Regions from separate parts of the Homo sapiens genome. Here regions 2, 3, 4, 5, 6 and 7 are each linked to region 1. A link is a contact called in ENCODE Hi-C or POLR2A ChIA-PET data. All regions are on one chromosome and are shown on one strand. Each heading gives the region's core, a stretch centred on a gene start or an enhancer-like site at or near the end of the contact. The rest is flanking DNA. Distances are from core to core; before and after follow the strand shown.

The links. A loop is a pair of places that touch in the nucleus more often than their neighbours do. ChIA-PET counts read pairs that join two places held with the same protein, here RNA polymerase II (POLR2A). Pooled maps may share reads with other maps.
Region 2: a loop to region 1 is called in a map of CD4-positive, alpha-beta T cell, with 6 times the contacts of the local background. The contact joins the promoter of SGO2 here to the promoter of MARS2 in region 1. A Hi-C loop is called at or near these places in 3 of 168 maps with a recorded cell type or tissue (CD4-positive, alpha-beta T cell, CD4-positive, alpha-beta memory T cell and naive thymus-derived CD4-positive, alpha-beta T cell) and 11 of 50 pooled maps.
Region 3: a pooled map shows a loop between it and region 1 (4-fold over the local background). The contact joins the enhancer-like site here to the promoter of MARS2 in region 1. A Hi-C loop is called at or near these places in 5 of 50 pooled maps. POLR2A ChIA-PET finds 5 or more read pairs at or near these places in 2 of 52 experiments (GM10248 and endothelial cell of umbilical vein).
Region 4: a loop to region 1 is called in a map of CD4-positive, alpha-beta T cell, with 5 times the contacts of the local background. The contact joins the promoter of TYW5 here to the promoter of MARS2 in region 1. A Hi-C loop is called at or near these places in 1 of 168 maps with a recorded cell type or tissue (CD4-positive, alpha-beta T cell), 1 of 37 single-sample maps with no recorded cell type and 7 of 50 pooled maps.
Region 5: a map of CD8-positive, alpha-beta T cell shows a loop between it and region 1 (6-fold over the local background). The contact joins the promoter of C2orf69 here to the promoter of MARS2 in region 1. A Hi-C loop is called at or near these places in 2 of 168 maps with a recorded cell type or tissue (CD4-positive, alpha-beta memory T cell and CD8-positive, alpha-beta T cell), 3 of 37 single-sample maps with no recorded cell type and 16 of 50 pooled maps.
Region 6: a map of naive thymus-derived CD4-positive, alpha-beta T cell shows a loop between it and region 1 (6-fold over the local background). The contact joins the promoter of FTCDNL1 here to the promoter of MARS2 in region 1. A Hi-C loop is called at or near these places in 1 of 168 maps with a recorded cell type or tissue (naive thymus-derived CD4-positive, alpha-beta T cell), 1 of 37 single-sample maps with no recorded cell type and 6 of 50 pooled maps.
Region 7: a map of B cell shows a loop between it and region 1 (8-fold over the local background). The contact joins the promoter of SLC39A10 here to the promoter of MARS2 in region 1. A Hi-C loop is called at or near these places in 2 of 168 maps with a recorded cell type or tissue (B cell and CD8-positive, alpha-beta T cell), 1 of 37 single-sample maps with no recorded cell type and 9 of 50 pooled maps.

What each region holds. Positions count from the first base shown.
Region 1 is chr2:197,703,588-197,707,930 of GRCh38, forward strand. It overlaps MARS2 (methionyl-tRNA synthetase 2, mitochondrial), which reads left to right and starts at 1,782. Exons shown (of 1, transcript NM_138395.4): 1 at 1,782-4,343. The coding sequence starts at 1,819. The coding sequence ends at 3,600. RefSeq lists a silencer at 1,596-1,835 and enhancers at 1,976-2,025, 2,066-2,185.
Region 2 is chr2:200,524,232-200,528,574 of GRCh38, forward strand. It overlaps SGO2 (shugoshin 2), which reads left to right and starts at 1,976. Exons shown (of 9, transcript NM_152524.6): 1 at 1,976-2,021. RefSeq lists a silencer at 1,845-1,894.
Region 3 is chr2:200,371,784-200,376,126 of GRCh38, forward strand. All of the region lies in intron 2 of SPATS2L (spermatogenesis associated serine rich 2 like), which reads left to right. It also overlaps the pseudogene RNY4P34. Among named protein-coding and RNA genes, the nearest start is that of SPATS2L, 67 kb to the left of the region's middle. RefSeq lists an enhancer at 2,345-2,394. Within about 2 kb of position 2,513, at least 3 of the 41 ENCODE cell types and tissues checked have a DNase peak (open chromatin) inside an H3K27ac peak, as active enhancers do.
Region 4 is chr2:199,952,984-199,957,326 of GRCh38, forward strand. It overlaps TYW5 (tRNA-yW synthesizing protein 5), which reads right to left and starts at 2,508. Exons shown (of 8, transcript NM_001039693.3): 1 at 2,410-2,508. The coding sequence starts at 2,487. MAIP1 (matrix AAA peptidase interacting protein 1) reads left to right here and starts at 2,599. Exons shown (of 5, transcript NM_001394955.1): 1 at 2,599-3,265. The coding sequence starts at 2,816. RefSeq lists enhancers at 2,152-3,351, 2,462-2,581, 2,752-2,911, 2,932-3,031.
Region 5 is chr2:199,909,380-199,913,722 of GRCh38, forward strand. C2orf69 (chromosome 2 open reading frame 69) reads left to right here and starts at 1,914. Exons shown (of 2, transcript NM_153689.6): 1 at 1,914-2,392. The coding sequence starts at 2,060. It overlaps LOC101927687 (a long non-coding RNA gene), which reads right to left and starts at 1,767. Exons shown (of 4, transcript XR_923766.4): 1 at 1,646-1,767. RefSeq lists an enhancer at 2,046-2,235.
Region 6 is chr2:199,849,215-199,853,557 of GRCh38, forward strand. It overlaps FTCDNL1 (formiminotransferase cyclodeaminase N-terminal like), which reads right to left and starts at 1,978. Exons shown (of 5, transcript NM_001363886.2): 1 at 1,526-1,978. RefSeq lists a silencer at 1,759-2,038 and an enhancer at 1,870-2,444.
Region 7 is chr2:195,655,112-195,659,454 of GRCh38, forward strand. It overlaps SLC39A10 (solute carrier family 39 member 10), which reads left to right and starts at 2,115. Exons shown (of 10, transcript NM_020342.3): 1 at 2,115-2,170. RefSeq lists silencers at 2,384-2,433, 2,464-2,583, 2,784-2,883.

The DNA of each region.
Region 1 (4,343 bases), core at 532-3,031:
TTTTAGTTTTAGGTTTTACATTTAAGTCTTTAATCCATTTTGAGTTGAGTTTTGTATATGGTATAGGAAGGGGGTCCTGTTTCATCTGTATATGGCTAGCTAGTTATCCAAGCACCATTTATTGAATAGGGAGTCTTTTGCCCATTGCTTGTTTTTATCAACTTTGTTGAAGACCAGATGGTTGTAGGTCATTCTTAAACTGCTGGATTAAATAAGAGCACATCAACTGAGTATCCAAAGTTATTTTTTATATCTCTTATACAGAATTCGATTGGTCCACCTTTCATCATATCACTAGAGAAATCAGATCCAAGTTACCATATGTGTTCAGTCAAAGGTTATTATACAGCAGTCAAAATGAATGAATTACATGCAACATGTATTAAGAACATATGAATGCAGTTACATGCAACAACATGGATTAATATAGCAACAAAATGTTGAATAAAAAGGCAAGTTGAAGACTACATGTAGTATTATATCCTTTTTAGAATATTTAAATGCAAGCAAAATTAAACAATGTTACTTAGACATACTTTGTATGTGATCACACAAATGTGCAAGAACAAAATTCAGGACAATGACTACCTCAGGGAGGACAGTACGAGAAGAAAAGGAGCACACAGATCTAAATCACTGGTAATTTTCTAGTTCAGTGTTTCTCAAACTTTAATGTGCATCAGAATCACCTTAAAATCTAAATTACTGGGCCCTACCCTCAGAGTTTTCTGGTTCAGTATGTGGGGGATGGGGCCTAAGAATATACATATCGAACGAAGTTCCAGGTGCTGCCAGTTCTGCTGCTCTGGGGACCACACTCTGAAACCACTTGTAGTTCTTAGATTGGGTTGTAGGTTCATAGCTGCTCCATTTTATTATTAAATGTATATGCTACTTAAATTAAATTAAAAAAAAAAGATCAAAGATGAGAGTGTGTTATGAACTAGGGATTAACATTAATTCAATTCTGGGCTCCTGAGGTTTCCTCCCCTAAAAAAAATTCTAAGGTTCCATTACTAAAAGCAAACTTGAGAAACACTATTTTAAAAGAACTTCAAGACCATTAAAAAAATTAACTTTTTGAGAAATAAATTTGAAAATTATTCTTTATATGCACAGTGACAGCATATTGCACTCTACTTTCCTGGATCTCAATAAACTTTGGCAAGAACTTGGCAGATCACAAATCTACTTTTGTTGATTCAACAAAAACTGTTTAAAGACTTCTCTTCCATTCTCAGTTCTTATCCTTCTCTCAAAATGCTGTAGGTAATGATTTTTCATCTTTTTTCTCTCTCCCTCCCTTACAGATTGATTTAGGCTCTGAGATAAAATTTAGGTGACATTTTAGATATCGACAGGGCATGTGCAGAGCAATACTCTGTCTTGCAGTATGCCAGCCACGGACGGGGTTTAGACAAACGGCTGAATATAAAACTCTTGCCTACAAGCAGCTCAGCCTAGAGGGGGAAACAGATTCATAAATATAAAATTACAATCCAAAGCAGGAAACACAGTATGTTATACGAAGGCAAAGAGGTTCGTCTTCTTTCATAGCCTCTCCTAAACCCGGCAACTCTGAGCTGTTTTTCTGGCAAGCCGCCGTCCATTGGCGGCCTCTGGCGCCGCGGCTTTCGGCGTGCGGACGGCGCAGGCGCGGGCGGGGCGGGGCCGGGCGGGGAGGGCGGTGAGGGCCGGCGCTCGGGGCCGCGTTTCATTGGCTTTCCGGCCGGAAGCTGCGGCGCGACCCGGCTGCGCATGCGCCTCTCACACGTGCTGTCAGAACGCCGCCTCCTCCGCTTGCGGCCGGTCTGCACCATGCTGCGAACGTCCGTCCTCCGCCTGCTAGGACGCACGGGGGCTAGTAGGCTGTCTCTCCTGGAGGACTTCGGCCCACGCTACTACAGTTCGGGCTCCCTCAGTGCCGGCGATGATGCTTGTGATGTGCGCGCCTACTTCACTACACCCATTTTCTACGTGAACGCGGCGCCGCACATCGGGCACCTGTACTCGGCACTACTGGCGGACGCCCTATGCCGCCACCGTCGCCTCCGAGGTCCCAGCACGGCCGCCACGCGATTCTCCACTGGTACCGACGAGCACGGGCTGAAGATTCAGCAGGCAGCAGCTACCGCGGGCCTGGCCCCGACCGAGCTGTGCGACCGAGTCTCTGAGCAGTTCCAGCAGCTTTTCCAGGAGGCCGGTATCTCCTGCACAGATTTCATCCGCACCACGGAGGCCCGGCACCGGGTGGCTGTGCAGCACTTCTGGGGGGTGCTTAAGTCCCGCGGTCTGCTCTACAAGGGCGTCTATGAAGGTTGGTATTGCGCTTCCGACGAGTGCTTCCTGCCTGAGGCCAAGGTCACCCAGCAGCCGGGCCCATCGGGGGATTCGTTTCCTGTATCTCTCGAGAGCGGGCATCCAGTCTCCTGGACCAAGGAAGAAAACTACATTTTCAGGCTTTCCCAGTTCCGGAAGCCACTCCAGCGGTGGCTGCGGGGCAACCCTCAGGCGATCACCCCCGAACCATTTCATCACGTAGTTCTTCAGTGGCTGGACGAGGAGCTGCCCGACCTGTCCGTGTCTCGCAGAAGTAGCCACTTGCACTGGGGCATTCCGGTGCCCGGGGATGATTCGCAGACCATCTATGTATGGCTGGATGCCCTGGTCAACTACCTCACTGTAATTGGCTACCCAAATGCTGAGTTCAAATCTTGGTGGCCGGCCACCTCTCATATCATAGGTAAGGACATTCTCAAATTCCATGCCATCTATTGGCCTGCCTTCCTGTTAGGGGCCGGCATGAGCCCGCCACAGCGCATCTGTGTCCATTCCCACTGGACAGTCTGTGGCCAAAAGATGTCCAAGAGCTTGGGCAACGTGGTGGATCCTAGGACTTGCCTTAACCGCTATACCGTGGATGGCTTCCGCTACTTTCTCCTTCGGCAGGGCGTCCCCAACTGGGACTGTGACTACTATGATGAAAAGGTGGTTAAGTTGCTGAACTCCGAGCTGGCAGATGCCTTGGGAGGTCTCTTGAACCGATGCACTGCCAAAAGAATAAATCCTTCTGAGACCTACCCAGCCTTCTGCACTACCTGCTTCCCTAGTGAGCCAGGGTTGGTGGGGCCGTCAGTTCGTGCTCAGGCAGAGGATTATGCTCTGGTGAGCGCAGTGGCCACTTTGCCAAAGCAGGTAGCAGACCACTATGATAACTTTCGGATATATAAGGCTCTGGAGGCCGTGTCCAGCTGTGTCCGGCAAACTAATGGTTTTGTCCAAAGGCATGCACCATGGAAGCTGAACTGGGAGAGCCCAGTGGATGCTCCCTGGCTGGGTACTGTGCTTCATGTGGCCTTGGAATGTTTGCGAGTCTTTGGGACTTTGCTGCAGCCTGTCACCCCAAGCCTAGCTGACAAGCTGCTGTCTAGGCTGGGGGTCTCTGCCTCAGAGAGGAGTCTTGGAGAGCTCTATTTCTTGCCTCGATTCTATGGACATCCATGCCCTTTTGAAGGGAGGAGGCTGGGACCTGAAACTGGGCTTTTGTTTCCAAGACTAGACCAGTCCAGGACTTGGCTGGTGAAAGCCCACCGGACCTAGAAACTCAGTTCTTACCGGCTTGTGGTAAAAAAGCAAATGTGTTATCTTTTTATTTTTTATTTTCAGGAAAGTTATACTAGTATTTTCTTAAGTGTGGAATCAAATGAGCACATAAGCTGTGTCCCTGTGAAAAGAGGTTTGTAGCCTTTCAGGTGCCTGCTCCTATTCATTTCTCTGTGACCATTGATCACTGTCCTTTGTGCATTGTGTGTCTAAGATGTCTTCAGGGGAAAGATGGGTAAGAGACAGTGTTGCTAATGCTGTTCCTTCTTTGTGCCTCCTTCCAAACCACAGTTATTTGCCCAAACTACCTCTCGTGGCTGGTTTTTCATTGGCCTGGCCTCTGCTTCTCAGGCTAATTAGTGACTCCTTTCTTTGAGGGTCAGGGTTGGAGGCCCCTTACTGGTGGTTTTACAGGGGGATCCTACTTTGTTACACATGTTGGGTTTCCTGATAAAAAGAGAGTATTTTATTAAACCCTTGAACCAGTGTCCTAGACCAGATGATTTTTGCCCATGTGTATCCCCATTTAAATTCCTACAACTAAGTCTCCCTGCTTTGTTAATAGTCCAACAGTTGGGTTGTGTAACATCACACTTCAACCGGTAGATGGCTCTAATCTCACACATTTACTTACTAAAGATTGAGGATTCGGAATATTTAGAATAAATTAGTTTTCTGCTTTCTAATTTTGCAGATCTTTACATTTTTATTGCTTTTCTTAAAATAAGGGATAGCTTTGC
Region 2 (4,343 bases), core at 726-3,225, 2.8 Mb after region 1:
AACTGCATCTCCAGACTTCTCATCCAGGGCTCCTGCCTCTATCCATTATACCAAGAGGCAAAAGGCAAATAACTAAAAAGCAAGCTGAGATCACGTTAAATTTAACCCGACTAATTATACTTTTAGGTTTATGGTTGTATATGATACTAATTTACATTTTCAAGAGGTTTTACAATTTACAAAGCAGTTAAATCCTTTCAACTGCTCTGAGATAAGGTAGCACTTTTTTTTTTTTTTTTTTTTTTTTTTTTTTTGAGACGGAGTCTTGCTCTGTCGCCCAGGCTGGAGTGCGGTGGCGCGATCTCGGCTCACTGCAAGCTCCGCCTCCCGGGTTCACGCCATTCTCCTGCCTCAGCCTCCGGAGTAGCTGGGACTACAGGCGCCCGCCACCACGCCCGGCTAATTTTTTGTATTTTTAGCAGAGACGGGGTTTCACTGTGTTAGCCAGGATGGTCTCGCTCTCCTGACCTCGTGATCCGCCCGCCTCGGCCTTCCAAAGTGCTGGCATTACAGGCGTGAGCCACCGCGCCCGGCTAGCACTTTTTTTTTTAAAGAGGTCTTGGTATTCATGTCTTGATAAATGTTTTAGCATCTCTTCTACCTCTGATTTTCCTGTCTCCCTTTTCTATTTGTTTTGGTTTTGAAGCTGTAACTACAAAATGTGTCCATTGGGAAGAGAGCAATATTAATGTATTTGAACAAAAGGGCCCATTGATTGAAACCATCATAAAAATATATGGGATGCTGTTTAACTCCATTTTACAAATAAGGAAACAGAAGCCCAGAGAGATTAAGTAGTTTGGCCAAGATTAAATAACCATTAAATGGCACAGTCACTACAAGGTTCATTTAAAAAAACATATAACATACATTGAGCATTTAATGTGTCAGGCTGGGTAAACAAGATATAGTGCTAGTTAACTCCTAGGTAAGCATAAATTTCTATAACCAGTATATTACTTTGTAAACCACTGTCTTCTGGAATTTTAGCAGCTGGACAATCAGTAAATACTTTTCTACTTACACAAGATTCATGTAACCAGATCTGTTTGGAGACTGATCGTGATTTATATTAGACTAAAAGATCTTAACTCAAAAGCATGTTTTGCATCATTTGTCTAGATTCTTTAAAGTAAAAATGGAAAGCTGTAATTCTCAAATGTCTTCGAATGAACAAAAAATTGACAAGAATATGAAGCTGACTGCATTACTGTATCATCAATTATTGGAACCTTGATTTAACAAGCTATTTTCATTTTCAGTCCAATGGCATACAAAGAGGAAATTTTATTCTTTGTAGTTTCTCCAAATTCTTTGTAAAAATTATGAAAGTAATTTGCGAAAAATAAGCGAATTGACATGGAATATAAGGTGAATAATACATTTTTAAAATGTAGTTGTGTATAATGGAAAACGTCATTCTTGTATATTCAGCTAAAACAGACCATTAGTGCAAGACCTAAATATTAATGAGATCCGGGGTTTGCAACGAAATGTCATTGCTGCTTTTCCCCCAGAAAGTTAAAAGAAAAACGGGGAGAGCTTTTAAGTGAAAACTAAATGTGCTGGCGTCACACTTGGAAATGCAAGGATGCAGAAGAAATGGTAAGATGTGGGTGGGTAGTATCCCAGTAAACAACATAAACCTTCTAACAGACTTGAGGTGGCTGTCAAGCCTTTCAGACATGTGATTGATAATGAATGTCAGAGGAGAGTTTCCTTTTCCATCAACGCTTCAGGAGACAGCGGACCGCCACCAACACAGGGCGGAAGAGCACCCCTGTCACGCAGACTGTGCCGCCCCCGGCTCGCCTGGGCACGCCCCTTCCTGCCCTAGCAGCGGCGTCCCGCCCTTTCCGCCTTTCACTTCCTAGTAACCGCCCTCCCTTGCTCCATCTTCGCAGGACCCGATTGGCTGATGGGGCAACCGCCAACGGCTGTGGCGTTTAAACCCAAGCCGCAGCCGCTGCTGCTCGCCGAGCTCCCGGAGCTGGGTGGGGGTGCCCCACGCTGAAAGAGAGGTAAGTTAGTGGCCTGCGGCAGTTGACGTGACCGCCCTCTCCCTGTCGGGATCGGTGTCGTTCTTGAGTCGGTTCTCTAGGCGCTGTCCGCCTCGGTCTCCGGCTCGTCTTCCGCCCTCTGTCCTCCGGGATCCGGGACGGCGGCCCCTCTCCGGCTACGAGGGGTTCGTTGACGGAGTCCTGTTTTGGCTTTGAGTCGCTGCCTCTTGTTTCTGAGATTTGAGCGTCCGGCAGGGCGAGCGGGGAGAGCCACCAGTTAGGTCAGCTACTTAAGGGAAGATATTTCTGTCTCTGGGACTGCTCTACTCCCTTGAACAGTTTCTAGGGCATTGTGAGCGCTCAGTACGTGTCTGCGGAATGAATGTTAGGGACTGCGTGCCAAAGTTCTCGAAGGAGCCCTCTCGTTTGGAGAGGCTGGCTGAAGGCGAAGGGGTGATGGAAGACTAGGGAGAACTTGGAACTTAGAACTTGAGCTGCTTGATGTACAGGTAGGATTTCAGTAGAGAATAGGGACAATGATTTTTTAGATGAGGTATCCAATTCAGGAGAATTGGATGTGGAACTGAGTATTTCGTATTTAGAGATAGTCGAGATGCTGGCCGGACAAGTGTCACAGAGTGCTGGTATTGAGTGCTGATAGTTTACCAGGTCCCGTACTAGACACTGTACATACATTGGCTCATTTAGTCCCTACAAGGAGATGCCCTTATTTTTTATGGTTTTATAAATCTGGAAATTGAGACGAAGAGGTGTTGAGATCACATAGCTATGAAACGTTGGAACTGGAGCTCCAACACAGTTGTAATCACTATCATAATGTCTCAGTGTCTATATGGTAAATCACCCTGGAACAGTACCCCAAATGCCTGGTTCTGGCTCCTAAAGTTTCCCTTGGTGAGGTCATTGATGTAGGGGGTTGCAGGGCAGTGTCAAGGAACACTCCCAGATTTCTGGCATGAGGATTTGAATAGGCGATTGACAGTGTCGTTTATTAAATTAAGGAATTGTGTCAGAACCAGCTTATTGGGGAGGGCAGTCCAGCTGTGGTTTCCTAATTAGTAAAGTGAGATTTGATATTCCAGACTGGATTTTTTGGGAGATGAACTAGATTTCTATGTTAGGATCCCTTTCAGGTGTGTGAGATGCAACAGTTTGTGGGGAGTTTCTGTGTTCTACTGTCTTTGAGATAGATAGTGATCTTTGATTTTAAAGTTTCTTCCTGGCAAAACGTTTAAAAGAACTGTTGAGCCTTAATCTTGAAAGGTTTCTGGTTCAACTTATTCCCCATTGCAGAAATTTCTTCTAAAACCATCTTTCCGTTATTTGCTTGACACCTCCCAACATCTGCTTAACACTTTCAAAGGAGACCCATTCCAAGAGTGGGCGGTTTTTCTATTGGAAAGTTCTTCCATTCATTCATAGTCACTTCTTCCACAAATGTTTATCCAGCAGCTGCTATGTGGCAGGCACATTTCTGTACTAAGGTACAGAAGCAAACAAATTTGACAAAAGTTTATGCCCTCATTGAACTTACAATTTAGTAGGAGAAAACAGATAATAAGTTAACTATTTAATTTTATCTTAGACATTGATAAGTTAACGGAGAAAAATAAAACAGAAGGGGAGAATGGGGGTAAGTGTGCAGTTTTTAAGTAGTTTGGACTGGGAAGGCTCACTAAGAAAGTGACATTTTGGCAAATGCTCGAAGGAAGTGAGCAAGCCCTGTGGTCATTTGAAGGAAGAGTTGATACAAAGGGAAGAAGGAATAAAAGTTTCTGCTTTAGAGCATGTCAAGGTAGGCAGTGTGGCCAGAGATTATTGAGCAAGAGAAAGATTAATGAAAAGGATTAGAAAGGTTCACTGATGATTAATTGGGGAAGAGAAGTGTCAAATTGTATAGTACTTTCTAGGCCATTTTAAAGATTGAGTGAGATGGAAAGCTACTGGAGAGTTTTTTTTAACATGGGAGTAACATGAATTTACTTAAGCTTTAAAAGGATCATTGTGGTTGCTAGGTTAAGAATAGATAGTCGGGGAGAAAATGGAAGCAGGGACACCATTCACGTAGCTATAGCAAATAATGTACATGGGAGAGAATGGCAACTTGAATCAAAGTGGTAGCAGTAGAAATAGTGGTAAGTAGCCCAGGTGGATATATTGTGAAAGCTGGGTCAGCATAATTGATCATAGAATAGATGTGGGATATGAAAGGAACTTTCTGACCTGAGCAACTGAAAGAATGGAGTTGTCATTAAGTGAGCTAGGGAGGACATGGTGGAGTAGGTTGGGGTGGGGGGAGTTTAGGACATGTTAAATTTGAGA
Region 3 (4,343 bases), core at 1,263-3,762, 2.7 Mb after region 1:
AGATTGTGGGTACATTAGGACCAGGAGATGCTTCTCATGAAGGTTGGGTTGAGTTACAAACCAACCCAAACATGCAAAATCTGTTAGAAGATATTTGTGTCATCGAACAGCTTCTTTAGATTTTGCTTTGAACGGTAAGTCATACCGTGTTTTCTAACAAAGCCGTAGATTTGAGGCATTTCTGGCCCTGCCTGCAGGAAGAAAGGCTCTTTCCATCACCATCTCAGACTCCCAGGCATAAAAACCCAAAGGAAATAATTGACTTCTGAGAGTGTGCCTTGTAGGTATCAGCTGGACTTGACTTGGCTTCAATTTTTGCTTCAAGCTTTCAGACAACACATGACTAAGACAGAATGAGACCACTCTAGTTGCCTCATGGGAAACTCGGGAAAAGACTGCAAAAACAACATTGTTTCTCCCTTTGGAATTCTGGAGTTATAAGGCAGAGGTCCCCCATCTTCCCGAACTGTAAGTGAATTCCCTCTCCATTATCCTCATTCAATGGCCAGCCAGCTTCTGCTTGAACAGATTCTGTGACAGGAGTCTCACTACCTCCCAGGACAGCTTCACCTGCCCTTTAATGACACCAAATGTAACAGGAATAAAGGGAAAGGAACATAAGGAGATAGTAAGTTAAGGAATGGATAAGAAAGAATGTGGCCCAGGAAAGGGTATTCCATGGTGGTTTGTCCTCACTGGGAAGTGGGGAGCAAAATTTAACGCACTGAGAAAATGTTGTTCCTCCCATTGATAATTTTCCTTCCCCCTTTGGCATTTTTGCCAAGCCAGCTTTACATCTACGATTCTAATTTTTGTGAATACTAAGATGTTGCAACTGGAATGAACCCTCTAAATAATTTTTAAGCTACATATTCCCTTAATTTGTATTGAACCAAAACAATGGCACCAGACTAGTGGAATGAGGACCAGCTTCGGAGTTAGTTTGAGAGGTTTCAGTCCCAGCCTTGCTGTTGACTAGCTCTGGGACCTGGGCCTTAACATATAAGCCTTAGTTCCCTCATCTCTAAAATGGAGATAATAATACCTACATGCAGATACATTGTGAGGTCTCAGTGAAATAGAATCATCCAGTGTGGTGCCTAAAGAGGGTTTTGTTTGGTTTGTTCACTGCTGTATCCCCAGCACCTAGGATGGTACCTGGCACAGAGCAGGTGCCCACTAAGTGCTAAAATGAATACTGAATGAATGAATGACTGTGGTCAGTAAATGATAGCTATTGCTAAAGGCATGGCAGAGCTGTCAGACACAAGAAGTGTTTGTAAAGCAAGAGGCTGATTATTCAGAGGCTTGAAGGATAATGCTTTGTCATAAGCTAAATTAATTTTTCCCCACCATACAGCATGGCTTTAGGATTCTTCAAAAACTAACTACGTTGGTCTGATGGTAGTGGGTTACCAGAACTTATTAACATTAGTGTCACTAAAGTTGGCATATAATCCCCCTGTGCTAAATTTGACTGCCTTAACAAAAAAAAAAAAAAAAAAAAAAGAACAAAACTGACTAATACTGTGACCATTAGAGTCTTTCCTCCATCCTTACCCTATGTTCTGTATGAAACATCTAGAGGGGTCGCATTCTGTCTAGTCAAGTATCATTCGAAAGCTTGGAACAAAAAATGAAACCAAGACTTAAAGACTGGCTGGTAGCCATTCAGAAATAGATACAAATGTAGATTAAGTTTTGAAGACATTTTTCTTTTCTAATACCTCCTCGCATTTTTAAGAGAAGCATTTAGTAAAACAAACAAGAGTGTCTTTTCAGTGTCTGGTTATCTCTTTTTCCAGACTGAGTTTGGTAAATTATGTAATATTTGGTGTTAGTCATCTCACAGGATGTAAAATCAGGTAAAAATAAAACCAAAAGGAATCTTAAATATAATTTATGAGTTACTTTCCTAGAGGTAAGTGTAACTCGCCTATATAATTTTATTTTTTTGGAGTCCTTTAATATTTGTTAGATTAAAGCATATATTTTTACAAAACTGAAAGTACTGAAAGTCAGCTTGCACCAATTTGAAGTTATTTTAAAAGATCCTGTTTTCAATTCAGTATTTCAAGAATAATAGAGAAAATGCATAAGGTCTAGATTCAGAACCATGTAACCAAAAATGACAGTGGGGTGGGAGGGAGAATTGGGCTGGGATAGGATGAGAAGGAACTTTCCCATTTACTAAAAGAAAAATGAAACAAGGATATTACCTCTAGCTGCATTACGAACAGAACAAATGTAAACCACACCATATAGACACCTTCTCAAATACTGCCTTCTGATGTCATCTCATTGCTTACTGCCTGCTAATCTTATCTCCCTGCAGGAGCCAATCTTAAATTTATACTGCATCATAATTAACTAAATACATTGCATCTAGCAGAGACAAATCGTGGCCTCCCAGTAAATATTTATTAACTGACTTTTGTGTGCTAAGCAGGTAGGTTTTATTTCTGGCTTTACACATTAGTCACTGTTTCTGCAAGCGAAGTTTCACTTTCGCTCTTCCTCATACCTGCAGTGCCATTCCGATCATTGCCAGTATTGCCTCAAAGTAGTGCAAAAGAGCACTCCCTCTCTGAAGCCCTCTTTGATTAAGCTCACCTAAACTAAAGCCATCTCATCCCTCCAGAAGCCACTTTATGTACATGGTTGTAGTCATTTCAGAATGATTTGTTGACCATTTTGTTACATTCTTATTTCTCTTGGTTTTGATCCCCCTGTGCATGGCAATATACACCCCCACCAAGAATAGGCATTGGGTCTCAGTTGTCACAGGGACACACACACACAGGCACCCTCTACATGTAGTGTCTGGCCCAGGAGGAGCACACTCAAAGGACATGTTCCACAGTTAGATAATGAAATTGTTAGCATTAGTAAGATAAAACAGACATTCCTAATTATTTGTCTCTACGAATCGGCCAAGAATGGGTATAAATGGAACCAAAGCTGTGAGAGATGGACCTATTTCACCAAACAAGTAATCAAAACCTAATATATTTACACCTCAAAATTGGTGTTAGGTAGATTGAATAACTATGAAAGTCTTCCAAAGGGAAATAATATATGGTATTATATTTAGCTGAGAGGCCTGTGCATTATTTGAGCCACTGTACTAAAAAAGTTTTGTTTCATTCAATCTTTAGAAAAATGATTTGGAAGAGATTAAACTATGTATTGCTAATGCTTGTACACCATTGGAAGCATCTGGTACTTTCTGAACTTCCCCCAGTGTGAGTTGAGCCATAGGGCAGGCTAGAGCTCCGTGCAAAGTAGAGAGGATGTGTGTCTGCACTCCATCCTTTTATGCTACAAACTAAGAGTGTGGCCAAGGCAGGCCATGAGGTGGTTTATGAAGCGTCCGTAAAGTGCATGTAGGTGCCAACAGCAATGAAAATCCCTCTCTGTGCTGGAGTTACGTGGGTATATAGGAGTGAGGCTAATGGTTAAATGTGTTTAGCATTGGGTGAAAATGAATTTTTTTTTCATACTCCATAGAAAAGGTTAACTTCAGTCTTTCTTTTTTGGACAAAAGTGTAGGCTTTGATCGAGAGGAACTAGAGAGCTATAGTCTAGTGACTTTATCCTGGGTATAAGGCTCTACAGTAAGAAGAAATAAAATCAGTAAAAGATGGTAGGCAAGTTACCAGGTTAAAGAGGGGATACATGAGGCCCAATAAGGATGATATAGAAGGTTTGGGTGCTTATGATTAGACCTTGACTCTGATAATGGCTAAAAGATATTGCAAGGTTGGAGGTATGCTGGGAGGAAGAGCAGAGTGGATTGGAAGGTGTGTGAAATGATGTGGCTAGAACAATATTGGACAATGCTGGGTTTTCTGTTTTTTGAGATAGGGTCTTACTCTGTCATCCAGGCTGGAGTGCCAGTGGCATGATCACAGCTCACTGCAGCCTCCACCTCCCGGGCTCAAGTGATCCTCCCACTTCAGCTTCCCTAGTAGCTGGGACTACAGGCACATGCAACCACACCTGGCTAATTTTAGTACTTTTAGTAGAGACAGGGTTTCACCGTGTTGCCCAGGCTGCTCTCGAACTCCTGGACTCGAAGGATCCTCCCACCTCAGCCTCCCAAAGTGCTGGGATTACAGGCATGAGTGACTGTGCCCAGCCTGACAGTGCTGGTTTTAAAAGGGTGGCATTTAAAGTGATAACTTAGTATGAGGGGTTAAAAACTGGAGAAAAAATTATTAAAAATTCATTGCAAGCAAGACAGGAAGAATAAAATGAGAGGACATTTATTCCTTTCTTTCCATGTGTCTTCATTGAACACTTAGCTTGTCAAAGGCATTGTATTTGGAACTTTGGAAGAG
Region 4 (4,343 bases), core at 1,258-3,757, 2.3 Mb after region 1:
ATATCAATAGTATACCCTAATATAAACTATGAATTTTGGGTGAAAATGATGTGCCAGGCTGGGCGCGGTGGCTCACGCCTGTAATCCCAGCACTTTGGGAAGCTGAGATGGGCGGATCACCTGAGGTCAGGAGTTTGAGACCAGCCTGGCCAACATGGCGAAACTCCGCCTCTACTAAAAAATACAAAAATTAGCCGGACGTCGGGGCGGGTGCCTGTAGTCCTGGCTACTCAGGAGGCTGAGGCAGGAGAATCGCTTGAACCCTGAAGGCAGAGGTTAACGTGAGCCGAGACTGTGCCACTGTACTCCAGCCTGGGCGATAAGAGCAAAACTCCATTTCAAAAAAAAAGAAAAAGAAAATGATGTGCCAATGTAGGTTTATCAATTGTAACAAATATACCACTCTAATGAGGGGATGTTGATCATGGAGGAGGCTATCCATGTGTCAGGGCAGAAAGGACATGAGAAATCTCTGTACCTTTGGTCAATTGTGCTGTGAACCTATAAAGCCTCGAAAAAACAGTCTATTTTTTAAAAAGTCATTTTGTGCCTTATTGATTTTTGAAATGTCATGCTTATTATACACTAAATTTCCATAGGAATAGGTATTTCTGCACTTTCTATTCTATTCCCTTGGTCTATCTATTCATGTACCTGTACAATATACAGTGTTAATTATGGAGTTATTAGAAAATGTTTAACAAAAAACTCATAGCACTATGCCCCCTCATACTTTTTAGTGTTTCCAGATAGAAAGGTCTTTTTTTCCAATTTTGTTATTAATTTCTAGTTTTACTGCCCATGGCCAGAGAAAGTTGTTTGTAATTTTCGACTTTTTAAAATGTAATGATGCTTTGTGCTGTATGTCTTGTCTGAAGAGATTAAATTACAAAATACCTTTTGCTATGACTCTTACAAAGCACTTCCACATACCCTAATCTTCACAACACTGCCCTTTAGGCAACTTACGTCTAGCACATTCTGAGATAGGGGGTGTCTAAGGACAGGGAGAGCAAGAACAACCCATCTAGTACAAGTCTCCAAACTAATAAAGGCTTGAATCCTCTCCCGTAGGTTGCTATCAAAAGAAAAACTTCATTCCTCCCGCATCCCCCCAACCCCGCCTTTTTTTTTTTTAAGCTAGGGTCTCACCCTCTCGCCCATGCTGGAGCAGTGGCAGGATCATGGATCACTGCAGCCTCGACCTCCCGGGCTCAAGCAGATCCTCCGACCTCAGCCTCCAGAGTAGCTGGGAATACAGGCGTGCGCCACCACGCCCGGCTAATTTTTGTATTTTTTGTACAGACGGGGATTCACCATATTGGCCAGGCTGGTCTTGAACTCCTGACCTCAAGTGATCCACCGACCTGGGCCTCCCAAAATGTTAGGATTACTGGCATGAACCACGGCGCCCAGCCCATCCGACTTTTGTAACACTCAGAATTGTAGTTTTGTTTGTTTGTTTGAGACCGAGTTTAGCTCTTGTTGCCCAGGCTGGAGTGCAGTGGCGCGATCTCGGCTCACTGCAACCTCCGCCTCCCGGGTTCAAGCGATTCTCCTGCCTCAGCCTCCCGAGTAGCTGGGATTACAGGTATGGGCCACCACCATGCCCGGCTAATTTTGTATTTTTAGTAGAGATGGGATTTCTACTGGCTGGTCTTGAACTCCTGACCTCCGGTGATCCGTCCGCCTCGGCCTCGCAAAGTGCTGGGATTACAGGCGTGAGCCACCGCGCCCGGCCCCAGAACTGTAATTCTATGACCACCCTTATAAATGTAAATATCAGGTAAGAAAATTGCTGGGTATTTTTCCTACCATAAACTGACTTACTGTAATCCTGTGGATTTTTCCTTTTAATACCTTGTTTTTCTTAGGTCTGGACTCCCTTGAAAAGCACTGCAAGTAAAAGCACTTTTTGTTTCCCTAATATTTCTCTATGAGTTTTCTTTTAAAGACCTAAGGTTCTAACTACAGGTATAAAAGACTCCAATGTCGGAACTAGAACCTAAGTAAGTTAGAATTCAAGACGAGTAGGAGTTTTCCGGGGGAATCCCATTGCTTTCCTTTTTGGCTCAGTGGAGTGAAAAGTTGTGCCTTCAAATCCATTAATTCGGAGCAGACTGACAGATGCGGAGTAAAGAGTTTAGGCAAAATACCTCTCGCACTCAGCTCTCCGCCATCATCTTGCTCCCCAGAAACATGGGACTTTCTCCGGAAATTTCAATAGAGGAGCCAGTCGGCGTCCCCCGTGCACCTTTCCCTTGGTCTAAGGGCCAACCAGTGATCTGCTGCCGTCCTGCGCCTCTTTCCCACACCCTGGGTCTCTAAAAACCAGTTCCCAGCTGTCCGAAAGGTAAAGACGTGTCTCTCGCTGGTTTCTCGAGGTTCTGCCCCGCGCGAGGGCCTCACCTGTGGGTAGAGGTGCTGCATGAACTGCTCCCGAGAAACGCCCTCCAGCCGGGGTACCGGGAGGTGCTGCCCGGCCATGGTTGCTCACGCCTGCCCTCTTCCAGGTCTTCGGAACTTCGGCTCTAAAGCGTTCCTCAGCGCCATCCGCCCGGAAACACGAGCGACAGAGAAAAGGTCCGCGAGGCCGGCAGACTCCAGAGTGGCTGGGTCCGAGCGCGGGGCGGGTTGCCGAAGGGCCTCGGCCTGGGCTGCGTGCTGGAGAGCGGGGACGGGGCCGACTCACCAGAGGCTGCAGCAACAGGTCCACTTTGCTCTCCAGTCTCTTTCTCCGACACCGCTGAGGCGGTTTCCCACCGACTTCCTTTCCATACAGCACCGGCAGGCACCGGTGTGAAGGGTCATAAAAATGGCGCTGGCCGCTCGTTTGCTACCCCAGTTCCTGCACTCTCGGTCGCTGCCCTGCGGGGCCGTCCGACTCCGGACTCCTGCTGTGGCCGAGGTGAGGCTGCCGTCGGCCACACTTTGCTACTTCTGCCGCTGTCGCCTCGGCTTGGGAGCGGCGTTATTTCCACGAAGCGCTAGGGCCTTGGCAGCCTCGGCGCTACCTGCCCAGGGCTCCCGGTGGCCAGTGCTCAGCAGCCCGGGACTCCCCGCAGCCTTCGCTTCTTTCCCTGCCTGCCCTCAGCGCAGCTACAGCACGGAGGAGAAGCCCCAGCAGCACCAGAAAACCAAGATGATCGTCCTGGGATTCTCCAACCCCATCAACTGGGTTAGGACTCGAATTAAGGCCTTCCTTATCTGGGCCTATTTCGACAAAGAGTTCAGCATCACAGAGTTCTCCGAGGGAGCGAAGCAGGTTTGTTTATTTCCCTGATTGACCTATCCGTCTCTAATGAGTTCAACTATTGCTCGCAGAAGTGCTTAGCAGTGAGTTTTCTTCACTGGGATACAAGTGATCAAACGTGATTAGTGGCCCAGACATAGAGCCTTCCAGCCATTGCTTGACTTAAAGTAAGCTTCTGGGCCGGGAATGGTGGTACACGCCTGTAGTCTCAGCTACTTGGGAGGCTGAAGGGGAGGATCGCTTGAACCCAGGAGTTGGACGTTGTAGTGAGCTGTGATCGTGCCATTGCACTCCAGCCTGGGATACAGAGCCAGGCCCTGTCTCAGAAAGAAAAAGCTATATGGCTCATCTTGTCTGAACATAATTTTCAAATTTACAAAGTGGGCAAGACAATGCCTGGCACATAGTAGGCACTCCATGAATGTTTGCTGAATACATTAATAAATGGGTAAGATTGAAGAATAATTGAGATAACATTTCCAAAGTGCTGTAATGTCACCTTGGGTAGAAGAGCAGAACTTCCTGCCAGCTATTAGACAGAGCCGACCAATACACCACCCCATACTCCGTAAAGATTAAACTGGAGATGAGCAATTTTACCCTTTCAAAGGATTTGCTGAGACTGCCTGGTGGCTAAGTGCACAGCACCCTGCACACAGAAAATATTTAGCCTTTAGAGATTCTTATCCCTGACTTTGTTAGTTACGTACCTGTTTCTGAATGGCTGATTATACCTTGCCTTACCCTTGTGACATATGGTCACTTGGGTCCTGAGATTATTTGTAGATTTTGTGGGTACATGCTTTTTTTTTTTTTTTTTGGACTCCTTTACAGATTGTATCGTTCCCAAACATTGCAGAACTGCTGATAACAATAGAAGTCGGCCAGGCATGGCGGCTCACGCCTGTAATCCCAGTACTTTGGGAGGCCGAGGCAGGTGGATCACAAGGTCAGGAGTTCGAGACCAGCCTGGCCAATATGGTGAAACAGTGTCTCTTCTAAAAATACAAAAATTAGGCGTGGCGAGCCCCTGTAGTCCCACCTACTCTGGAGGCTGAGGCAGGAGAATTGCATGAACCCGGGAGGTGGA
Region 5 (4,343 bases), core at 664-3,163, 2.2 Mb after region 1:
TGCCTGTAATCCCAGCACTTTGGGAGGCCGAGGCGGGTAGATCACCTGAAGTAAGGAGTTCGCAACCAGCATGGTCAACATGGAGAAACCCTGTCTCTATTAAAAAAATACAAAAATTAGCCGGGCGTGGTGGCACATGCCTGTGATCTCAGCTACTAGGGAGGCTGAGGCAAGTGAATCGCTTGAATCTGGGGGGCAGAGATTGCAGTGAGCCGAGATTGTGCCACTGCACTCCAGCCTGGGTGACAAAGCAAGATCTTGTCTTAAAAAAATAAACTTAAAAATAAAAATAGATTTCATTATAAGGTCAAGCTAAAAACAAGACCACAAATCAAAAGCTGCATTTGCAATTCATGTACATGTTTGGACTTTTAGATAACATTTCAGCAATCCTCTATCTAACAATGGAAAGTAACATGTTTGCAATTGGCAAAACAGAGTGACGTCAGGTTGCCTAAATGTCATTATATACTAATTATTGTATAACTAACCTCTACTTGTTTTTAACCAGTTATTTTAGAAAGCGGCAGATTTCCTTAGTAATTAATTGAATAATTTTTGATTGATAACAATATTTTGATGTCAGATGGAATGCAACAATTTAGACCAGAGTAGGTTAGCATACTAAGTCACCAAGTCTATACATATATATAAATCATATTTTATCATTTGCTCATTTATGTTCCTACTCCAAGCCATTTGTTATTATTTGCATATGTAGACCAAAGAAAACAGTATGTGTGCTTAAATACACATATATAAACTCCGAACAATTATATATAAAGTGCTTAGATTTCTGGCCTATAGTAAACCCTCAACAAATGTTGGCTGTAGTTTTTTGTAATTTTCATTAATTATTCTCTTTACAGTGCTTTGTCTCACAAGTACTTGGATCTCATCCTCGCTCGCACACATTTCCCTGTTTTGTTTGTTTTTGGTTTATTTTTTGAGACAGGGTCTGCTTCTGTTGCCCAGGCTGGAGTGCAGTGGTGGGATCACAACTCATTGCAGCATACAACTCCTGGGCTCAAGCGATCCAATCTCCCATCTCAGCCCTCCCAGTAGCTTGGACTATAGGCATGCACCACCACGCCCGGCTAATTAAAAAAAAAAATTTAGTAGAGACAAGGCCTCCCTATGTTGCCCAGGCTGGTTTCAAACTGCTGGACTCAAGTGATCCTCCGCCTCGGCCTCCCACAGTGCTGGGAGTACAGGCCTGAGCATACATTTCGCCAAATCTTATTCCTACTCAACTGGCCACAGATAGTTGCTGGACACACATGACTTTCCTACACTGTTTAGTTTTTGAAAACCTCCAAATAGCAAAACACCAAGTAAAGCGTACTGCCTCGCCCCGTTTTTTTCCTGTCCTAGATCATGTACCCTGTTCCCAAACAGAGATGAATTAGCTTCATATCTAACCACAAATTCTCCATGAGCACAGAGATCTTCGTATATCTATAATAATTGTACTCAGGAAACTCAAGGTATGAGGAGAGAGATTCCCTTCCTTCGGGGCTTGTAGGAGACTTCCCACGGAATCTTCTTTGGGAATGTCTCCCTTTTAAGCCCTGAAAGACCAGATAAATCTCAGGTGAACCTAGAGAAACAGGGAGCTTCGTATACTCAAAAGTCTATACATTACGTATTATTGAACGGCGACCTGCGGCCGCCCCTGCTGCTGCGCATGCTCCATAACTGCCGCTTGCTATAGCTGGGAGTACTGTATTATCTCTTTGCTCTTCGCCGGCTCTTCCCCAGACTTCTGTTCGAACTTCCCGGCCGCGGCAGAACCCACCAATCACAAACGCCCTTCCTCAAGCCACGCCCACCGTCTTCTCCGGGATCCCAAGACCGATTTCGCCCACACCCCTCCCTTCCTTTCCTTACGCACGCTGCGCGCGGACGTCGGCCTCTGACGTCGTCGCCTCAGCGCCGGCTCCCGGCCGGGCCGCGGCCGCCGACCGTTGAGCCGCCGGCTGAGCCGCCTGCTGAAGTCCCTCCCTCAGGAACCCCTCCGCCACCCTCCACCTCCGAACCGCTCTCGCGGCGGCGACCCATGTGGGGGTTCAGGCTCCTGCGGTCGCCGCCGTTGCTGCTCCTGCTGCCGCAGCTCGGAATCGGAAACGCCTCGTCCTGCTCTCAGGCCAGAACCATGAACCCGGGCGGCAGCGGCGGCGCGCGATGCTCCCTCTCGGCCGAGGTGCGCCGCCGTCAGTGCCTGCAGCTTTCCACCGTGCCTGGAGCCGATCCGCAGCGCAGCAACGAATTGCTCCTGTTGGCGGCGGCCGGGGAGGGACTGGAGCGGCAGGACCTCCCCGGGGACCCAGCGAAGGAGGAGCCGCAGCCGCCGCCCCAGCATCACGTCCTCTATTTCCCTGGGGATGTGCAGGTAACTCGGGGCCTGCCTGGGTATCTGTTCCTTCCTCTCGTGTATACGTACGCGGTCACTGATTCTTCCCTCGTGGCTGCTGCCTGGTTCCTTTCCTTGCCTGAACACACCCACACATTCACTGAGGGTGGCTCTTCCTCTACTCCACGAAATCCAAAACCGTGCCTTCCACGCCCTTGGCGCCCTTTGTCCATAGAACCCCATGGGGAAGGTGTCCGACGAGGGCTACGATCTCGAAAGAGCCAGCTGTCGGTCCAGGTTTCCAAGAGGCGGAATTTGAGACAGGGAGTGACACGCATCTTGTATATTTATTCTATAATTTGGTTTCTCAGAGGACCGTGTGTGTGTGTTGGGCAGGGGACAGAGCGATGGCTTTCAAATTAAGTTAGCACGTAGTGTTTAGAAAACGGTGGCAGTAATTAAAAACCAAACAAACATTACAAAGGTATGACATCCAGTAACCCTAAAAAAGAGTGGGGATGGGTGGAAGAAAAGGGACAATAATTATTAAGCATGTCAATGTTTTGATGCTCACCTCTTTTGTACTTTTGCTTTTGCATGTTATGTTTATTATTTTATAGCTGCAGGTAAATATCCGTGGTTATGTTGCCCTGAAAACTGGGTCTTAATCTAACGTTGCATTATCTAATATGGTAGCCATTAGCCATATATGGCTATCTGAATTAATTAAAATTAAATAAAACTAAAAATCCAGTTATTCATATTAGCTGCATTTCAAGTGCTCAGTAGCTACAGATGGCTTGCGTGTGCTGTATTGGACAGCACAGATATATAGCATTATCATAGAAAATAATCCATCATCATAGAAAGTTCTAGACAGGTAAAGCTAGACTATAGCTAGGTATGTTTCTCTTTTTTGTTTTTTTGAGACGGAGTCTTGCTTAGTTGCCCAGGCTGGAGTGCAGTGGCGCAGTCTCGACTCACTGCAACCTCCGCCTCCCGGGCTCAAGTGATTCTCGTGCCTCAGCCTCCCGAGTAGCTGGGATTACAGGCATGCGCTACCACACTGAGCTAATTTTTGTATTTTTAGTAGAGATGGGGTTCCACCATGTTGGACAGGCTGGTCTCGAACTTCTGACTTCAAGTGATCTGCCCACCTTGGCCTCTGAAAGTGCTGGGATTATAGGTGTGAGCCACCGCGCCCGGCCTACATGTGTTTCTTATACTATGAAACTACATTAGTTTATTTTCAAAATTGGTGCCTTAAAATGACATACTTAGAAACTGTGCTCTGAGTCAGATAATGATTAAGATATAGATATAGATATATAGATATAGATATAGATATTCTCTTTTTTTTTCCAGTTTTTATTAGCAGTCAACTAAACCAGTTATTTTGAGGGCAAAAGAAAATAATATATATTATTTTATATATATATTATATATAAAATTATATATATTATATATAATATATAATATATTATATATAATATATATTATAATATATATAATATATATTATATAAAATATATTCTATAGAATATATATTCTATTATATAATATATATTCTATTATAATATATATTATATATAATATATATTCTATTATAATATATATTATATATAATATATTCTATTATGATATATATTATATATAATAACATATATTATATATAATATATATTCTATTATATAAAATATATATTATATAAAATATATATTCTATTATATAAAATATATATTATATAAAATATATATTATATTATATAAAATATATATTATACTATATATAAAATATACTATATAATATATATAAAATATATATATATTTTTATAATATGTATTATTTTCTTTTGCCCTCAAAATAATTGACTGGTTTAGTTGACTGCTAATAAAAACTGGAGAAAAAAAAAGAGAATAAAGAAAAAAACAACTACTACTTAGATTTAAGAGAAAAAAAAGCCACTTACTTACTTGGTGCCCTTGTGGCT
Region 6 (4,343 bases), core at 728-3,227, 2.1 Mb after region 1:
GTGAATTTCATCATGTAAGTGAAAGTTTTTCATTAAAGTATGTTATCCCATTTTAAGCATAGTTTTCCTTAGCCTTATCCCTGTTTTCAAGGTCTGTACTATTTTACAAACAGGTATGTTTTTTTTGTTGTTAAACTAGACTTAGTGGGGAAATGCAGAAAAAGAAAATGAGGAAGATTATTTAATATGTGGATTCTTATAAAAGAAATTCTTGCAGCAAAAATGAAAGTGTCTACAGGCCATGCCATGGACATTATACAAATAAATAAGGAAGCCATTTGGATGGTTTACATGACAATTGTCTAAGTTCCTCCTTGTTCCACCAAAGTTTCTAAATCAGTTTAAAGTCTTTTTACAAAATTCTGTAACTTGAAAGATGATACATATTCTGATACATATTATTCAATAATATCAAAAATGTGATTTTTGTTGAAAATTAATTATACAGGTTTTGGAGGTTGCTTTGATACTTTTTAGTACTCTAGAATAGCATTTTTGACACATCTTTCCATACTTCAAATGATATTCATGATCTAAAGGAATTAAAACATCTTAAAATAATAAGAAAATAATTTCCCTCTTCAAGTTCAGGACCTCATAACTTTGGTCTCTTTTAAATACCATAACTAAAAATAGATGAGGCCCTCATGAATTCATTCAACAAATATTTAATGAGGGTCTTTTTCTGACAGGTAATGTTCCCTGTGTGAGGGATACCAACCACTGTTCCCTGTGTGAGGGATACCAACCACAGTGGTCTAACTCTGAGACACGCGTTAAACTTTAGAGTTTAAGCTAAAAGTGCTCTGGTGCAAATAATGGTGCTCTCCCTCAATAAATCCACTGGCTTGTTCGCCAGGATCATTCGTTGGCCTAATCATCTTAACCTAGAGAGAGCTCAGGCTTCGTAGCTAGCTCAGGTTTGCAGGCAGGTTTTCATATCATGTCCATCATCTCATCACTGAAAATTCATAAAAATTCTGTCATTAGGTTTTTCTAGATATTAATAACATTGTTGTAATAAAGCAACCCAGACCTCTCGTTTCTATGTAAACAAAAAATTGCTTTACACAAGGGGTGTGGGCGTCTTCTGGTTTTCATTTGTTTTCAGTGTGTTTATGCAGCTTAATTGTCTCATCAGGCACTTTCCCAACATAATTATGCTTTTTAACAAATGGTGTTTATGGCAACCCCTAACAGTGCAAAAGAAAGGATTAGTTTCATCCTCTCATTCCACATTTTGATTCCCTGTGGACAGCTAAATCACACAAAGATGGTGTTAGAAAAATTCACCTTCACAGCGAAGCTGAAATGAGCGGCAGTACCAGGCTCAGAAAGTGACCCAAACGCAAGCCCCCCAAAACACTCTGTGTTTGGGACAGGGAGATCCTAGTCCTCCCAGCTCATCCTTCAATTACCATTGGATGACCTCTGGTGATAGATTAAACACTCGGCCGTCCCCCGCCCCCGCGCCTCCCCACCCGCGGAGAACCTAGCCTAGCAAGTGCAAAGTGCAGCAGTTCACCTGCCCCCTGCGCACGCACCCCACCGGCACTTGGAGGCCGCAAGGACGCTCGCCAGGCTGCCGCAACGCGTGCTGGGGCCAGAACCCCGCTGCTGGGATTCCCTGCGCGGTGCCGACTAGGTTCCTGGGTGGAGTGTCCCAGGACCACGTGGGCTGAAAGGGAACCCGAAGTGACTCCCGGCCTCCCCACAGGTCTCGCGGGACGCAGCAGCGGCGAGGGCGCGGGGTTGTGGCGCCTGGGAGCGAGGGGCAGCCGGCGGCTGCGCTGCCCCGGCCGAGCTCTCGAACCAGCGGCCGCGCCTGCCGCTCTGCGGTTTGGGAGGGGAGCGGACCTGCGAGCGCCGAAGGGCGGTGGGGCAGGGCGACCGCCCAGCCCAAGTCGCCGCCGCGCGTGGCCCGCGCGCAGCCTCCGCCGCCGCGCGTGGCCCGCGCGCAGCGTCTGCCGCCGGCTCCGCCTCCCGGACGCCCGGAGCGCGCCCCACCCCAGCCGCACACCGACCGGGCTGGCTCTGCCTCTCCCTCCCTGACCCGGCACCACGTGCCTGGCGTCCTTGAACGCTTCAGATTTTTATCAGTGTTGCCTTTTCGTTTGCTCTTCCGTATCGCCAGACCCTCCACAATTCTCTAGTCAATTAATGACTTTAAAGGGGCATTGGCATCTAATGATCAGGTCTTTGCCTATTGATCATGCACCAGCAGGGGGCTCTTCTCTCGTTTCCTTGGAAGGGACACACGCACTCACACACACCCTTCTGGTAAATCCCCTCCTGGAGGATTAGTGCCCCCCGTGACTGTGAACTGGACCCACCCCGGGACAAAAGCAGTCCTTGCGCATACCCATTTAGTCAAAGTTACAACGAATATGAATCAGGCTTCCGCATTTCCTTTTTTTCTAGGCCACTCAACCTTGAAAACACATTTCGCTTCCAAAAAATCAGGACCTGCTTTTTTTTTTTTCGTGTAGCAAGGATTAAATGTCACCATTTTGATCCAATTTTGTTCCTGTAGTGAAATAATCACTAAATAACTACTTTGACGGAATAAATTAATTTTTAAATCTATTTTTTATTTTCTAATTATAATTTTTAAACACAGATTTGAGGAAATTAACATTTATGTGGACATTTGGTTTCTAGCCTAATGTGGCATAAAAATAAGTAACATAATGAGTGTTAAAAAAAATCAGGTTCATGATGCTTCTCACATCATCATCATTGTACTTAGATGTCACAACAGTATTATGTGCGATTATGTCAGATCCAGCCTTCTCCATCTCGGAGTGTTGGCAGGTAGGAGGGTTGTTGGCAAGAGGAGGGGTGTTAACCTCAGGATCCTGGATCCATTCCAAGGCTGGTAATTACATTCTGCCAGCCAAAATTCATCCCATAATTTTAATTGGATAAATCCTTTCTGGCCTAAGCTACTGCTATGCCTGTCAAACTGTTGCCACATTTCACCCCAGAGGTGTCTGTGTTTTAGTTGCAAGAATCAGTCCCTTTGAGGTTGGCTTATCTGTTTAAATCCTCAAAATGCACTGGGATCCTATGGAATTAAATATATATTTAGGTATTTTTTTCTACTAAATCTGCATAGAAGTGCATAAAGTAGATACATACCCATGTTATTACCTAAAGACCAATACCTATCTAATGTCAGCATTCACTAGATAATTTTGAGAGCTTTTTAATCAGACCAATATTCCTAACTTTCTTCATCTTCTCTTTTGAGAGCTTTTTTGGCCTCTAGCTTTAGCTTCCGTTTTCCAAAAAAAGTAATGTGGTGTCCAAATGTTCCTTCCATGGTAGGGCAAAGAACCAGAATCCCCTGTATTTCACCTTTCCAAACAATCGGATAATGATACTACTTGCCAAATGAGACAGCGTAATAACATTACATCTAATCTTATAATATTTCTCCAGAGAAAACAGTGTGACACCTGGGGGCTTCATGGTTCTAGCTGTAGAAACTGCCAGAAGGAAAGCTTTTCCCCCCACAGCTCCTAATCCTCTCTTTCTCCCGAGAGACTGTTCCTTACGGAGCTACAGGCTATGGGGGCATTAAGTAAGATAACATTTCTGAAAGCATCCCTTTCTCCACTCTACTCACTTCAAACCCAAATGGAGAGAAAGCAGGGCCCCAGTGTTCTTTGTGGGGGGCAGCATCCGGCCCCTGCCTGAGGAGGGTAAGCATGTATTTTTGGAAAATACAAGGAGACACATACCAACCTGTCCCATGAGAAGTTTAGCGATACGATTGAAAGTATTATTTTGTTCTCTTCAAGAATGGAAAGTTACCATCGGTTACTTTAGGTGTACCGCATGTACTCCTGCCCATTTCACTACATAAAAGAGCTTTATGTCACATTTCTGTGTGCATCTTAAGTCTCTCATTTTTATTTAACTTAGCATTCTTTGGAGGGAGTCTTCCTACTTTTTGAATTAATGTATTATTCTGACTCCTTGATTCTTCTGCTAAATTCACCTTGTGGGCATTAGTTCTTTTGCTCATTATGGTTCCTGTCCAGAAAGATATAAGCCCTGGAATAGAGCAACTGAAACTCCCATGGGTCAGTTCTATCTACGACAACTGCTGTTCTGTAACACTCCCATTGGCTTCCTGTTAGACAAAGAGGACACTTTTCTTTACCCTTTGTTTTCGTTTTTGCAAGCAGGGAGAACTTAGTTCTTGTAGGAGACTTTCCTGACCCAACTGAGCTGAAGAGGGTAAAAGGGAGAGGCTGTGCTCACTGTGGCCTCACAGATCTACCTGAGCCCACAGCCCAGGTGTTGGTTGAGCAGGGCCAGGATGAAGGTAAGGT
Region 7 (4,343 bases), core at 865-3,364, 2.0 Mb before region 1:
TGACTAATAAGAGCTGGGTCCAAAGGGCTCTATCTTAGCCAGGTATTAACCCACTAGTTCCTAAAATGTGGAGGTCTGGGGAATCTTGAGAGGAAGGACTGGCACAGGGGTGAGAAGCATGGGGGGATACCACTCAGAGTTGCAGCTGTTAACCAACTTGCATTGAAGTATTTCAGTATTTGATTAGTTGGTTCAGCCGTACTTGTGTGTACCAGCTGAACATTAGCCTTGTATATCCATAACTAAAAAAGCAGTGTAGGTGCCCTAAAATGTAAGGACTGCAAGCGCTATATCTTATTGATATTTGAAAGAAAGGTTATGTATGTTTTAAGGGTGTTGATAATAATGTGTTCAATAAAATAAGTATGAGCCATAAAATATCAAGCTAATTTGGAAGCTTCTTATGCTTTGCACACAAAGGATGTACTATCATGATTTTATGAACTCTAAGGACTTTAGTTCTAGGATGAACCTTAGAATATATTTAAAACGATCCCCTTAATTTATCAATGAATCTGAGGACCACAGCTATTGTCTCACATTTAGTGGCAATGGTGAGACTTGAAACTAGGACTCAGGCTTAATCTCTTTTCTCCACACCTCAGGACTTCTCCCTTTGTAAGCAGGAGTGAGGTCCATGCTCTGGCTTTCCAAACAAGGAAAAGGGCATATGAGTAGTTCAGTGTTCTGAACTACGTATGGCAATCAGTAGGCATTTATCAAGCACCATTTTCGTTGTTTTGGATGTTTTTTGTAGAGATACAAAACAAAAAATAACCTTCTTTCATGAAGGTATAATATGCAGGTTAGCGGGACTACCTAGCCGTCCATACTGAATGGGTTTGGAAATCCCAACTCTTTTCTCTACCTGCTCTGTGATACCAGGCAAGTTAAAGTCTTGTGTGCCTCAGTTTCCTACCTCACCGTGTTATGGTGATTAAATTAATATATATGTGGAGTACTTGACACACAGTCAAGCCTGCGATTACTGCTGTTCATGGTTTTATTTTCTCTACTAGACACCAGTAAGGCACCCCCAGAACTCGCTGTGTTAAGTAGATTCTGGTTGGATATAGAAACACAGGCACCCCAGGCGGAATGCAGATACGCCTCAACATGTGGATTAAGTAAGAGCCAGGAAGCAGAGTAATGAAGCAAAAATAAGACGTCCAGAGTCACCTTTTAAGAAAATGTGGGTTGGTGGTTGCTTAAGAGGGGAGGAGACAATTTAGATGGGATGTATGGCGTGAGCAAAGGGCAAGAATGAGCACGGTGTAGGCACAAGTCCATGGAACTGCTTGGCTGGATCGGGATTTTTTTGTCATAGAGTGTTAAGAAATAGTCGATCAGTTGAGGAGTAGAGGAGTGAAGACCTTGGAAAGTTGCCAAAAGCCTCGAGAATTTCTCTACATGTGTGACATGTTCTCAGGACTCAACTTTTTCTTTTAGGTTTGGAAGACCCGCAGTAAGTGTGCTTTAGAATTAAATGGGTGGGAAGGGGAGCTAGGCAAAACACCTCGCACTTAGCACTAAATAAAGTTCGCTGTTGCCCTAAGAGACTGAAAAGGTTACTTTAACAAAGGGGGCGGGGTTAACTTAACGTAGATGTTTAACTCGTATACAGATGAACATTCCAGTTGATCACTCTGAAGCTTTTTGGCTAAAGCGTTTGGGTTTAGAGCTTCCATTACTCATTCGCCTTGCCCAAGGCCTCAGCAACCGACGTTCGAAAGCCAGGAGAAAAGGCGAATGATAAAGGGCGCTCCACGCATGCGTTAAGAAGCCGCCCCAACTCCCCCGCGGCGTTCTTTCTTGGAACAAAACTAGCGCGGAGCCACGGAACTCCGCAGTTTGCGTAGACTTGAATTTCCTATTCCTCGGACGATCCATGTGGAATCCGTGAGTAGTGCGACTCCTTTACGCAACTGGCGTTATCCGAAGTGAATAGCTAGGTGGCGCGTGTACGCCCATAGCGTAGCACCCATAGGCGGACGGGGTGCGGCTGCGCAGGGAGCTGAGTGGACCTTGTACGCCGCAAGCGTAGCAGGGTGTCAGACGCGCCGGTTTCTGCGACGCAGTTAGCGCAGTCTGCTTTGGTGAATACACGATTTGGTGCAGCCGGGGTTTGGTACCGAGCGGAGAGGAGATGCACACGGCACTCGAGTGTGAGGTAACTATAAAACCCCGATTTGTTTACATTCCCTCCCCCAGAACCGGCCCCGTGCGCGGCGGAGACTGCGAGTCCCGGGACGGCGTGGGGGTAGAAAGGGAGAACAGAACCGGGGAGTCGGGGCTGGTTCCCTCGGGGATGCGGGCGCTGGGGTTCCCGCAGCTGCTGCAGTCGGCGGCGGCCAGCCGAAGCAGAGCGCGTGGTGGGCAGAGTGTTGGGCGCCGCGGCTCCTCGTGTGCGGTCTGGGCTGCTGCGGGCCGCGGGATCGGGAGCCGGCGGCATCCACTTCGCGTGCGGAGCCTCGCGCCCCCCTCACCTTCCTGTGGAGGTTGGCGGAGCCTCGCGGGCCGCGCCCGGGGTGGGGGAGTGACCGCTGGGCGGGTGGCGGCGGTTAGGGGGCTGCGCGCCGGCCGCGGATGGCGTCGCAGGCGCGGGCGGGCGAGGCTTTGGGGATCTGTAGGCAGGTCTTCGGGGGCTTGGCGACCAGCGCCCCGGTTTTTTCTTCTCCAGTCCTTCTCTCTGGTCTGTAATGGGGCGAGGGGACCCCGGGATGGAGCCTCGGCACCGCTGTTCCGGACCGAGGCTAACGGACGGCGGCGCCTCTGCTCCTACTAGTTTTCTCCCGGACCAACCGAAAAGCCGAGGCGGAGCGCGGGGGTGTGAAGATCTCGGCCTGCTGGGGGTCCCTGGAGCTGAGGGTGAGGGTGGGGCCGGGTCGGTGGGACAGGCCGGGTGGGCCGGAGGTGGCGCGGCCGCACGGCTTTGTTCCGGAAAGCCCTTAGGTGGAGAGCGATGTGGGGCGCGGCAGGGGGATCGCGTAGAGGAACCTTCGCGCACCGCCTCTCCGGGTCTGGGAATCTGCTGAACTCCTTGCCTCTCCTGGGGTCCCTCGAACGCCCCAGCTAAGAAGGGCGGGGGCCTTGCCAGGGCGCGAGCAACATGACGTTCAAGGTCTTCCTGTGGCTTCTGTAAAGAAATGTTCACGTGGGAGCCTGTCCACATGGGCTGTACTAAGGATCTGGCACGAGGAAGAAATATCACTGCAGAACCTGAAGCCCTCCGTTGGAAGGGTCGTTCACTCGAGTACCTATTCTAAGTAACAGTGACACAAAACACATGTTAGAAAAAAACAAAAAGTATGGTAGGTTATACTGTTTTTTAAAAGAAACTTTTATTTATGCCTTTTGCTGTTAAGTCCTCTAATTTTACATTGGAACTGAGTCATTCTTGGAGCAAAACTAGAATAGGTTTGTATTTGTTTTCTTTTTGGATGTGTATCTAAATTGTACATAATTAAGAAAAAGCAAGTAATGGAAAAGCTGGAGATGTAGAACTTAGTTCCTTCTAACTTAGTATGCAATTGAAAGCCTCAAGTCAAGACTCCTGTGTATTGTTTTGTATTAGGACTCTATTGTACAAATATTTGAGTACCTTAATATGAGTCAGTTACTTTTTCTAGATCTTGGATCCATGCCAGACAACGCACATTCTGCAGACACTGGTTACTCCAGTGGCTCCTTACTGGAAACATATAATATCAGTGATAAGTGCTGTGAAGAAAATAAAACAATGATGTGCTGGTATGGATTTTTAACTTTTTTATGTGATGAACCACAGAATGATGGTTTTAAATGTATGAAATACATAGAATTGCAACAGAAACCAGTTATGAAATAATGAAGATATTAAATATGACATCTATATTTTAGTAAAGCATTAGTGAGGACTGTAAATGATCTTTAAAGAATTTGGCTTAAATTTAATCTAAAATTGCTATCAGGTATTTCACATCGCTGTAATTTTTGCCTGCATTCGTAACTGAAGAGATAAGTAAATGTCAGAGGTTAAGATAAATCTTTTTCTTTTTTTACCTGTCCATATTTACAAACATTCTGCGTTCCGTACATAGACGCCTGGATAAGAACCCCTGTGCAAGAATGACTTTGGTGCTACTTTAAAAAAAGTGGTTGGGGAAGACCTCATAGGAAATGACATCAATAATAGATTGCATGATAACCTATACTAGTTCTTACTGTTACCAATTTAAATTCTAACTGCTTAAAAGCTAACACGGTCCTTCCCTTTTTTTGAGCACCTGATTTGAAGTACTTTGAGTAGGCCTCAAGTGTCGTATGCAAGTACTAATCTAGGGGGTGTGCCTTTTTCAAAAGTG